Linked DNA regions of Homo sapiens: region 2 is linked to region 1. Evidence: chromatin contacts called from ENCODE Hi-C or POLR2A ChIA-PET data. All regions are on one chromosome and are shown on one strand. The core of a region is the stretch at or near the end of the contact, and the rest is flanking DNA. Distances in the headings are between cores, read along the strand shown. Region 1 overlaps GPC4 (glypican 4). Region 2 overlaps GPC4 (glypican 4).

Region 1 (5,075 bases), core at 933-3,432:
GCCAGGATGGTCTTGATCTCCTGACCTCGTGATCCACCCACCTCGGCCTCTCAAAGTGCTGGGATTACAGGCATCAACCACCGTGCCCGGCCCCCGGGATTTCTTTTTAGTGTAATAAAAATGTTCTATTAACGCTTGTGGTGATGGCTGAAGAGATGGTTCAACTTTGAATACACTAAAAACCATTGCATGGGCTGGGCATGATGGCTCATGCCTGTAATCCCAGTATTTTGGGAGGCCAAGGTGGGCAGATCACTTGAGCCCAGGAGTTTGAGACCAGCATGGGCAATGTGACAAAACCCTGTCTCTACAAAAATTAGCTGGGTGTGGTGGTGCACACCTGTAGTCCCAGCTACTCTGGAAGCTGAGGTCGGAGGGTCGCGTGAACCCGGGAGGTTAAAGCTGCGGTGAGCCATGGTCACACCACTGCACTCCAGCCAGGGTGACAGAGCGAGAGCCTGAATCAAAAGCAAAAAAAAAAAAAAAAAGAAAAAAAAAAAGAAAAAGAAAAGTATGGTATACTTTAAACAGATGAATTGTATGGTATGTGAATTATATCTCATGAAAGAATTTTTTAAAGTGTAGTCTCTAGAGCCTCACTGCCACTTATTAGCTCTGAACTTGGACAGGTTCCTTAGTGACTCTGTTCCAGGATTCATGTTTAAAGGGGGGGAGGATAAGATAATAGTTCTGTACCTACCTCATTGAGTTGTGAAGATCAAAGGAGCTAATATAGATAATATAGTGCTTGGCATGGTGCCTGACACATAACAAATGCTCAATGCATGTTGTTAACTATTAATATAAGCATCATAAAATATTTTTTTGAAGTTCCAACTGATGGATGGTGTTCATGATAGGGCAGCAAAGACTGGAAACACATAGCATTCCTCTTAAAATTTAAATTCTTTGTTCAACCCTGCTGCCAAGGGAAATGAGCACTATAGGACAATGTAATGGGACAATAATTTGGGTAGTACTGGGAGATGAGGTCATATGGGAGTGGGTGTTGGGTACACTTAAGGGCTGAAAAAAGAACTGGTGCTGTTGCATGTGAGGAAATTGTATTAAAAAGGCTGCTCTACCCTCACTGACAACAGATGTTGGGAGGTCTTAGGCTCTGGGCTCCAGGGCCTCTGACCCCCTTGAAATTCTCTCCAGGTTCTTTGGAGGTCATGATCCCACAGTTGGCAGAGCCCTGGTGTAGATTAGCTTCCTTGGATATGTTTTCCTCTCTCTTTCCCTAATGCCTCCCATCCCGAGGGTCTCGAGGAACTAGAGGGAGGTGCTTATGCTAGTAAAGAAACTAGCACCTTTTCAAGGAAAATGAAGGAAAAAGCTGGGACAGTAGGGAAGGCAGGAGTCTGACCCATGGATCTAGGAGTGGAAAAAGAAGAACAAAACACCAAGCTGTTCTGCTTGTCCAGTTGCTCTGAGGTTGAAGGCCTTCCAGGAGAAGCGTCCTCACTGTTGTCTGTGTCCATGTTTGCAGGCCACAGACATTGACTATCTGCCCGGTGCCTCCTTGTCAATGTCCCATGTGGGGGAGAGACAAAAGCAAAGACAGCCAGCCTTCCCAGTTCCTTCAGGAGACAGAACCCGAAAGCCAACACATGAAGGCATGGAAGAACACTTCCAGAGAACCAGCTCACAAGTGCAAGGGGATGGGGCTGTCGACCCCGTGTGTATAGTGCCAAGGCAATCCAGGTCATGGTTGCAGAGTGCTTTACTGCCATTTTTATTGCCTCCTTTCAATAAACCACTGCAGTGCATGAACTGGTTGTGTTTTATAGCTAGGAAAACTCTGAGCTACCAACACATTAAGTTACTTGACACTGAGAGAACCCTCAACATGAATGTCTTATATCTGCAAGGATATTTGTGTTAGATTCCATCATGGAGGTAGGAATGCTTATATCAGACAAAGATGCATATGCACACATGCACACACAAGCACACATATGCATGCACACATGCCAGGGGATAATGATGTCAGATATGGGGACTTAATTGCTGGAAGCGAGTGTAAAATGCCATTGGTGAGGGCTGGGGGACAGAGAGAGCAGCCCTGTGGCCCTGGGTGGCAGGGGAGAGCCCGGGGTAGGTTGTGTGCCTCCCTCCCCAACATACACAGTGCCCTTCTCAGCCTGCTGTCTGTCCATTAGCTGCACGGCTGCTGGCCTGAGCACACGGGCTCTTCTTGGCTTTGAGCCAGTGGCGAGCTGGGAGCCTGTGACTTTGAGACTTGGCCCTTTTCAGTTTTCTTTGTTCAGAAAAAAGTTTCATCCTGGCTGTCTTCAGTGGCTGCCGAGGATTAGGAGAACCCTGGGGAGACTTGGCTATAGGACGGCTCTCAAAGCTGTGCTGGGAAATTTGAAGAGGGCCCATTTCTCTCTGTCTTATTTCAAGTTACATTCTTCTCTCCCTTCCTAAACGAGTTTTTACTGTTGCAAACCCTACTGCATAATCCCCTAGTGTACTTTTGTGATTCTGCTGCTATGGAAGGGATTAGACCAGTATCAGGACCAGTAACATATTTTAAGGACTGTTGAAATGGACAGTATGAAGTAAGGTTCAAATTTGGATACTCATTTTAAATAGTTGCACAAGTTAGAGGCACCACATGCTTTCCTGGGTTAGCATTTGTCATTCTTAAAAAAAGAAAAAGTATGCTTTTCAGTGGCTGGAAAGAAAAAGAAAGGAGGAGGCTTGGCTCCTCTGAGCAGAGCATGAGAATTGGATTTCTAAATGGCCAGAGACTATGGTATTCCCAAGTACAAGTGGTTTGTTTTCAAAAATTTGTAACTACTTGCAGTTTTGCTTGTTTAATATTGTTAAGAAATGGAAATTGCCTCAGTTGTAAAGTGGTTTTCCCATTAAGGATTTTTTCTTTTTAGTTTTGATGGTTTTTACCTTTTAAAAATAGTATTTATTTCATGATTATGAACAAATTGTTTTTGCAAATCTGATTGTATTACAGTAGATAGGTAGATGTTTGCATTTTTCATAAGCTACCCATTAGTGTAAATGTACAAAAAAATGCCTTTATACATCTTTTTACCATGTTTCTTGTGGTACTTGGGGAGGACTTAACTCTGAACTGCCTCCATTAGCATTGTTTCCCAGAGGACACATTAACAGATCAAAAAGCTATAGACTACTACATATACACATACCAGGAGTACGTAGTTCAGTTTCTGTAATCCCACAGTACGCAAATGTTGGCAGAATTTCAATGATTGTATTAATCCTGTGAGATACTTTGTCATGCATGATAGATGATATTTACAAATTGAGGTCTGAAATGGTCAGAAGCTTTGAAGATGCTTTATTGTGCAGTATGTGGAAGTGGAAGTGTTTATATTGTTTTAGACCATATTGGCCAACCAGGCAGCAAAAAATATACAGTCTCATAATAGAGTACAACAATTTCATAACAAACCTGAAGGTTGCTGGGGAGTTTTTCCAGCCTAAACCAACAAGGTTCATCAAAAGTTTTGCCAAGGTCTTAAAACCCTATGGATAATTGGAGCGTTTGGATATCTCATGTGAAACACAAATCCATTTAAATGCCATCCACATACCTGTGAAATGACTTTCTTAATACATTTCTGTATTGTAGACTCAGAGCAGAATATGATAGCCCTGCTATGAGGAGCTCCTGGTTCTTTAAGGGCTCCACTTGATTAATCAGAGAGGATCTGAGCATAATTAAGAATCACATTGTATTTGAAGACTGGGAAGTGGGAGCCCAAGAAGGGTCACTGATTTTTTCTCAAGGTCATACAGTCAGATCAACTCACGAGGTCTTGTTTCCTCTCTACATGTATAACAGACTGTAGGTTGCTTTTGCCCCTTTCACCCCCAACTCCTGCGATTTAACACTTTTAAATTTTGAAAGGTTTCCTTACTTAAAGAAGTTCTTGGTTCACCCTGGCCCTACTCTTTGTGACTTTGCACATTTCCTTTCTCTTTCCCTACCTACCTTCCACCTTTAGTCTGTTCCTCCCACTGGGCTTCTCCCTTCCTATTCCTTTAATTTTTGCTGCCCTTCTCTAAAACTTTTCTTCATAGTGTTCATGAGTTTGAGAATAGCACATGTCACTCTAGGCACAAGCAAATTACTCTTTTGTATAAAGAGCAGGCTTGTTTCATCCCTTTGGTGGCTATGGGTTTTCTCAGACTCTCCCCCACGTTGCCAAACACTTGCAGCTCAGCACTATCATGGATTGGTGTCTTTCCCCCAGCTTTACTGATATATAATTCATATACTATAAAACTCACCTCATTAAAGTGTACAATTCAGTGGTTTTTAGTATATTCATGGAGTTGTGCAACCATTACCTCAGTCTATTTAGAACATTTTTATCACCCCCCCAAATTAACTGTGTACCATTAGCAGTCACCCCTCATCTCCCTCCCTCTCTTTCTGCCCTAGGCAACCATTAATCTGCTTTCTGTCTATGGAGTGATGTTTTGAGGGCCCAGTCTACAATCACTTCCCTGTGATAAGAGGAGTCATGTGGCTACTCACTTGCTCACCTTGACAGTGGCCTGCCTGATGTTTGCTCATTTTCCTCCATTAATTTGACATGTCACTAATTACTTTAGTGTCAAAGTTGGAGATAGTTTACCTCTCCTTTCCTATTCTAGAGACTCCAGAAAGGGACCTTGGACAACCTTGAAGTGAATTGCCTTTCTGATCTCTGACTTTCTACAACCCCGTTTTTGGCAGATCATCAACTACCCTTTGCCCCTGAGCCCTGGTGATGGGAAACCCCAAGAACTGGAAGTTCCCTTGAGGTTGGGATTTTGTAACCTCAGCGCTGAGCCTGATGCCTGCCTGCCTGCCACATAGACACTCAGTGTCACTGAATGAATGAACTTAAGCAATACTGTTAAGATGGAATTACCATACCTTTTTGACACATCTGTCACTATGAACTAATTGAGCTTATTTATGCTCTGTGTGTGTGTGTGTGTGTGTGTCTTCAATAACCCAACTGTAGAATCATTTTAAAAATAGCAAGTAAAGCTGATCTCAGAATAAATTCTAGGTGCATCCCATCTTGTGT
Region 2 (4,989 bases), core at 299-2,798, 39 kb after region 1:
TATGGTAGGCATTATGGAAATATGGTCACAAGGAGACAAAAAATAGATTAGTTTAACTTAAATGCTTTGATTTATTTTCTTGGGTGAACACAGAATAGTGTTGTTGACGCAAGTCCCTTTAAAAAAAAAAAGACCTCATAATAAAAAGCAGGCATCTGAAAACTGTCTTAGTCAAAATAAAGAGAATTTACAGATGCTGGACTTCAAATTAAATTTCAAAATGGATCCCCAAAGACAACTAGAATTCCTAAAAGTTTTGCAGAACACAGGCAGGATTAAAGTTCTTGAGTTTCCATGCAGCAGAGACCCAAAAGTAGCCATTTTACTATAGTCTTCATTAAGCTGGGCTCCATCCAACCTCACATTAGCTGAAGCTCTGGCATAGTCTTTCCATGTAAAAGCCACGACAGAACCCATTCTAATCACCTATGCCAGACGTGGCTTCTTGCAGGCACACTTTCTCTTAATATTGAAGAAATAGCCAATATGAGCCAATTGAAAGTGTACTTTGATCCTATCTGAACAATGGTACAGATAACAGACTTTAAAAAATAGAATATGGAGTCCAAAACACCTCAGGATTCTTTTCCCTGGTGCTGTTCACTCAGTTTGAAGATTTTTATGAAGTAGATTTAGTTTTAAGAGGATTGATTTCCTTTGTGCCTGTTTTAAAGGCCATTCTAATTACATAGTACCTTTGAAGCATGCTTTTCTTGACATTATGTGTGGTGAAGAAGTACAAGACAAATTTTCTAGATATGAAATGTCTTTGAGTATTTCTGCAAAGGGCTTGTTACCATGGTGAGAAAGTTAGACTAAATTAGATTTGATATAGCTGATAAGGCAGTCCTCAGTTAAAGAACAGGTTGTATTTCAAATGTTGGCTTTGAGATGTGTTATTTCAAACTTATAACCAATTTAATAAGTGTTAGGTTCCCAGGTGAGACCACAAAAGCATATTTAATCTATAATGTAGTTGAACTAAAACACTGTCTATGTAGTATGCCGTTGATCCTACCCATTTTTTCAAACACGCTATGTGCAAAATTATGTCTTAGTTCTATCACCTTTCCCTGGATGAATGGGAACAATTTATATATCTGTATATCCTTCTTATTACCCATATCCCCCTACATATATGCTGTAGCTGTTAAAAGTATTTAACAATATGTTAATACCATGTGAAAATGGGTGTTATTGGCAAAATCTATCATTAGACCTCCTCTGTCTCTCCTGATCACTGAATTATTATTATTGAAAAGAATGGTGTTTTCCTGACCATGGCATTTCTCATTCAAGATAATAACCTAAGCCTTTTCTTTTACTTTGGGGAGAAAACTTAGAAAGCTAATTAAATGGTCATTTTTGAAAACTTAAGATGTTGATATTTAAAAATCACCACTTAGGGGCTTCATAATGGAATTTAGAAGGAAAAAAAAATCTGCTCTTTAGAAATGACTCTCCCGTTGGCAGCACAATGTAGTGGAGATAAAGTTGTTTCCAAGTTCCAAGGCCTTCTACTGCAAGTCACCTCATTTCTTGTTAGACTTGTATCTTCCTGGCAGGGAGCCCACAGTCATTGCCTATGGGCCTACTGGTTTAGCTATTCTTTTCCCTTCTCGCTCCCCATGGTTTTATAGCACTACTATGATTCCAATGTGTAGTGTTTTGTTGTTGTTGTTGTTTTCTTCTTAAACCATACAGAGAAACTTTATCAGTAAGTGTTAACATGTGTTTTTTAAAAAGGATAGAAAGTTTTTCTTGCTCTTCCCTACCAGGCTTCACATTCAATAAATATGTTAACACTGTGCCTTGATCAGTTTCAAAACTTTAATGATTATGAAACTCCAGTGTTTTTTCTGACTTCAAATTAAAATATGGCATAGGCTGGGCATGGTGGTTCATGCCTGTAATCCCAGCACTTTGGGAGGCCACGGCGGGCAGATTGCTTGAGCCCAGGAGTTCGAGACCAGCCTGAGCAATGTGGTGAAACCCTGTCTCTACTAAAAATATGAAAATTAGCCAGGAGTGGTGGTGTGCGCCTATGGTCCCAGCTACTTGAGAGGTTGAGGTGAGAGGATCACTTGAGCCTGGGAGTTCAAGGCTGCAGTGAGCCAAGATTGCGCCACTGCACTCCAGCCTAGGCAACAGAACAAGACCCTGTCTCAAAACAAATAAATAAAATAATATAATATAACATAAAATATGGCATAGACAATAAAGTTAGGGAACATAGATACAAGGTTTTTTTTTAATGGGTAGTAGCTGAAATGTACTTGATCTGGAGATCAATATACTGGAATGCTGGAATACTGGAATGCCAGAATACTTTGCACATTTTCTCCATGTTAGGTTACAGAAACAATGAGATAATTTTATATGGTAAAACCTTAGTTGACTGGTACCCACCAAATCATAGTCCCCTAGTGGGTGCTGCATTGATTGATTAATTTTTTGTTTGTTTGTTTTGAGATGGAGCCTTGCTCTGTTGTCCAGGCTGGAGTGCAGTGGCGCAATCTCGGCTCACTGCAACCTCTGCCTCCTGGGTTCAAGCGATTCTCCTGTCTCAGCCTCCCAAGTAGCTGGGATTACAGGAACACACCACCACGCCCAGCTAATTTTTGTATTTTTAGTAGAGACGGGGTTTCACCATGTTGGCCAGGCTAGTCTCGAACTCCTGACCTCAGGTGATCCGCCCACCTCAGCCTCCCAAAGTGCTGGGATTACAGGCATGAGCCACCGCGCCTGGCGATGATTGACTAATTTTTAAGGCTGTCAATTAGGACTTGCCAGTAATTCTCAATGCCTGCCGATCCAAGGGCATTGATTAACAGGCTATAGGATATGTCTTGACTCTCAGAAATTCAAGGGTGGATGCTTTGGCCAAAGAATTATCCAAACTATTATAATAGCTAAACCCTGGCTCTTGGTGTGAATTGAAGAGAGAAAGTTGGGCAGACTAAAAAGATGGTGGTAGGGAACCAAGATGGAGCAGTGAAGTTGCACAGAGACAGCTGGGGACATATAGTAAGGAAATAGTAAAAGGACACATGGAAATATTATGGGTCAGGCAACTTCAAGGGAGTACCTTTTGTCATCTGCAAGCTTACAGTGTAAATTCAAAGTGGTGACCTTGACCCCAGACAACTTTGTCTATCATCAAAACCTGTCTATGTCTATGAGATACCACTTCTTTCTAAGGTAGAAATAATTACTTTTAAAGTAATTATTGAAAAAAAACCTTTTCAACAAAAATAAAGTTTGGGGGCTTGTAGAGAGTTAGCCTTCTGTTACCAGAAATCATCTCATTATCCCAGTTTTCCATCATTCTTCCTCAATTGACCCTGGTCAGGGTTCTAGTGCCAGTTCTGACATTTTTATAGTCATTGGATTTGAGAGATGAGTCCCTTCTCCAGTTCCCTTACCTCTAAGGCCCTTTTTTATTCTGTACTTTTAATTTCCTATCGTTTGCACATCTCAAGAGACTGTACGGTCTATATCAGTTTTTAAGATATAAACTCGTGTGTGTGCGTGTGTGTGTGTGTATGTGTGTGTGTGTTCGGATTTGGGTGACGTACAAGAGAACACTTCCTCCCCCTCAAAAATCATCAGATTTCTTATATTTTAAATCTATATCACTGAGTTTAAAGACTGGCCTCTGTGTTTTTCTATGCTATCATTTTTTAAACCCACTTTTTAACTTAGGATGTTTAATACCAGAAATCTGTATTCTGCTGGAGACATAGAGCCAGATTGTGGTAGTGACAGAGCTAGCTGCTCCCCCTCTTGGCCAATTCTGGGAATTTTTTGATAGTAGAGCTGCTAATTAACTTAGCTGAATCAGTCATCTCATGAATATGCTAATCACATACTTAATTCAGGAGGGAGTTAGGGAAAATTGCTTGGCAAAGGGAATAGAAATAGAAGTGGGGCATAATCCGTGTTTTGGGACCACAGCATAAAGACCCGCCCCCAAATGCCTGGCATTTTGTGAGAAAATAGTTGTTTTTAAAAGAAGCATAGTTAAAATCCCAAATAGGTTAAGGTGATTACAGCTGCCATGTTAAATGTATTTCTGAATTACATAGTAAAAATGATGTTACAGCTATGAAGTAATGTCATTGCTACATAACTGCCTGTATCAAACTGTAGATATTCTGCATGTTTAAATAACTAAGGAAATGGTTGTTGTCTGATGCTAGTCTATTGGGAAAACTCCTTTAATTTGTCATTTTCAGAGCAAATTTAATAACTTTGGATGGGAGGCAGTGCACAGTGAATTATCATCCTAGTTCTGCAGTGAACCCACTGTGACTGTGACCTGGGGCAATTAAATGAGTCTCAGTTTTCCCATCCATAAAATGAGGGGGTTGAGCTAGATGCTCTCTAAAACCCTTTTCAATCCTACCAATTCTGTGAATCTTTTAAACATGTGACTAGACCAGCTGCTTTAGTGAAAGGCCTTACAAGATGTTAATTAGCCGTCTGTATGGTACCCTCTATTTTCCCTCTATCATTTTTTAACTCTCAGCTACTTTCACCAGGTCTTTGAAAAACCCTCCCATGAGCCTGAAGCTTGTTAACTTGAATAATAGTAGAAATTTTCTGAATTAGCTTAAAATGCACACAAAAGAAATAATTGTCTGTCCCATCTATCTGCATGGGCCAAGTGTAAACCAAGCAGTTACCCTTCCCTTAAGCCCTAAGGCCCCTTGTTTCCTATCACTTCACAGAGGCAGGGCACGAAGCACTCTTCAGACTTAGCAGAATCTGCATTTTAATCACCAACTGCAAATTTTCTGTAGTTCATATTAGCCATTAACCAGTGCAGAGGATCAGTGAGTAGGAGGCATTAAAATTTATATGCCCGTGAAAGGCATGACCTCAGTGGAAGCGAGCTATCTGCTAACCTTAAAAGACAAATATGTCCAGATAAGCTTCATGGCCATTGACTAAGCTGAAATTTCTGGAATTTTCCTGACCCCTGAC

Evidence for each region. A loop is a pair of places that touch in the nucleus more often than their neighbours do. ChIA-PET counts read pairs that join two places held with the same protein, here RNA polymerase II (POLR2A). Pooled maps may share reads with other maps.
Region 2: a map with no recorded cell type shows a loop between it and region 1 (2.5-fold over the local background). The contact joins two enhancer-like sites. A Hi-C loop is called at or near these places in 3 of 37 single-sample maps with no recorded cell type and 2 of 50 pooled maps. POLR2A ChIA-PET finds 5 or more read pairs at or near these places in 4 of 52 experiments (CD4-positive, alpha-beta T cell, GM12878 and WTC11).

The regions. Positions count from the first base shown.
Region 1 is chrX:133,373,303-133,378,377 of GRCh38, reverse strand. The region is part of intron 1 of GPC4 (glypican 4); the gene reads left to right. Among named protein-coding and RNA genes, the nearest start is that of GPC4, 40 kb to the left of the region's middle. Within about 2 kb of position 2,182, at least 3 of the 41 ENCODE cell types and tissues checked have a DNase peak (open chromatin) inside an H3K27ac peak, as active enhancers do.
Region 2 is chrX:133,334,015-133,339,003 of GRCh38, reverse strand. The region is part of intron 2 of GPC4 (glypican 4); the gene reads left to right. Among named protein-coding and RNA genes, the nearest start is that of GPC4, 79 kb to the left of the region's middle. Within about 2 kb of position 1,548, at least 2 of the 41 ENCODE cell types and tissues checked have a DNase peak (open chromatin) inside an H3K27ac peak, as active enhancers do.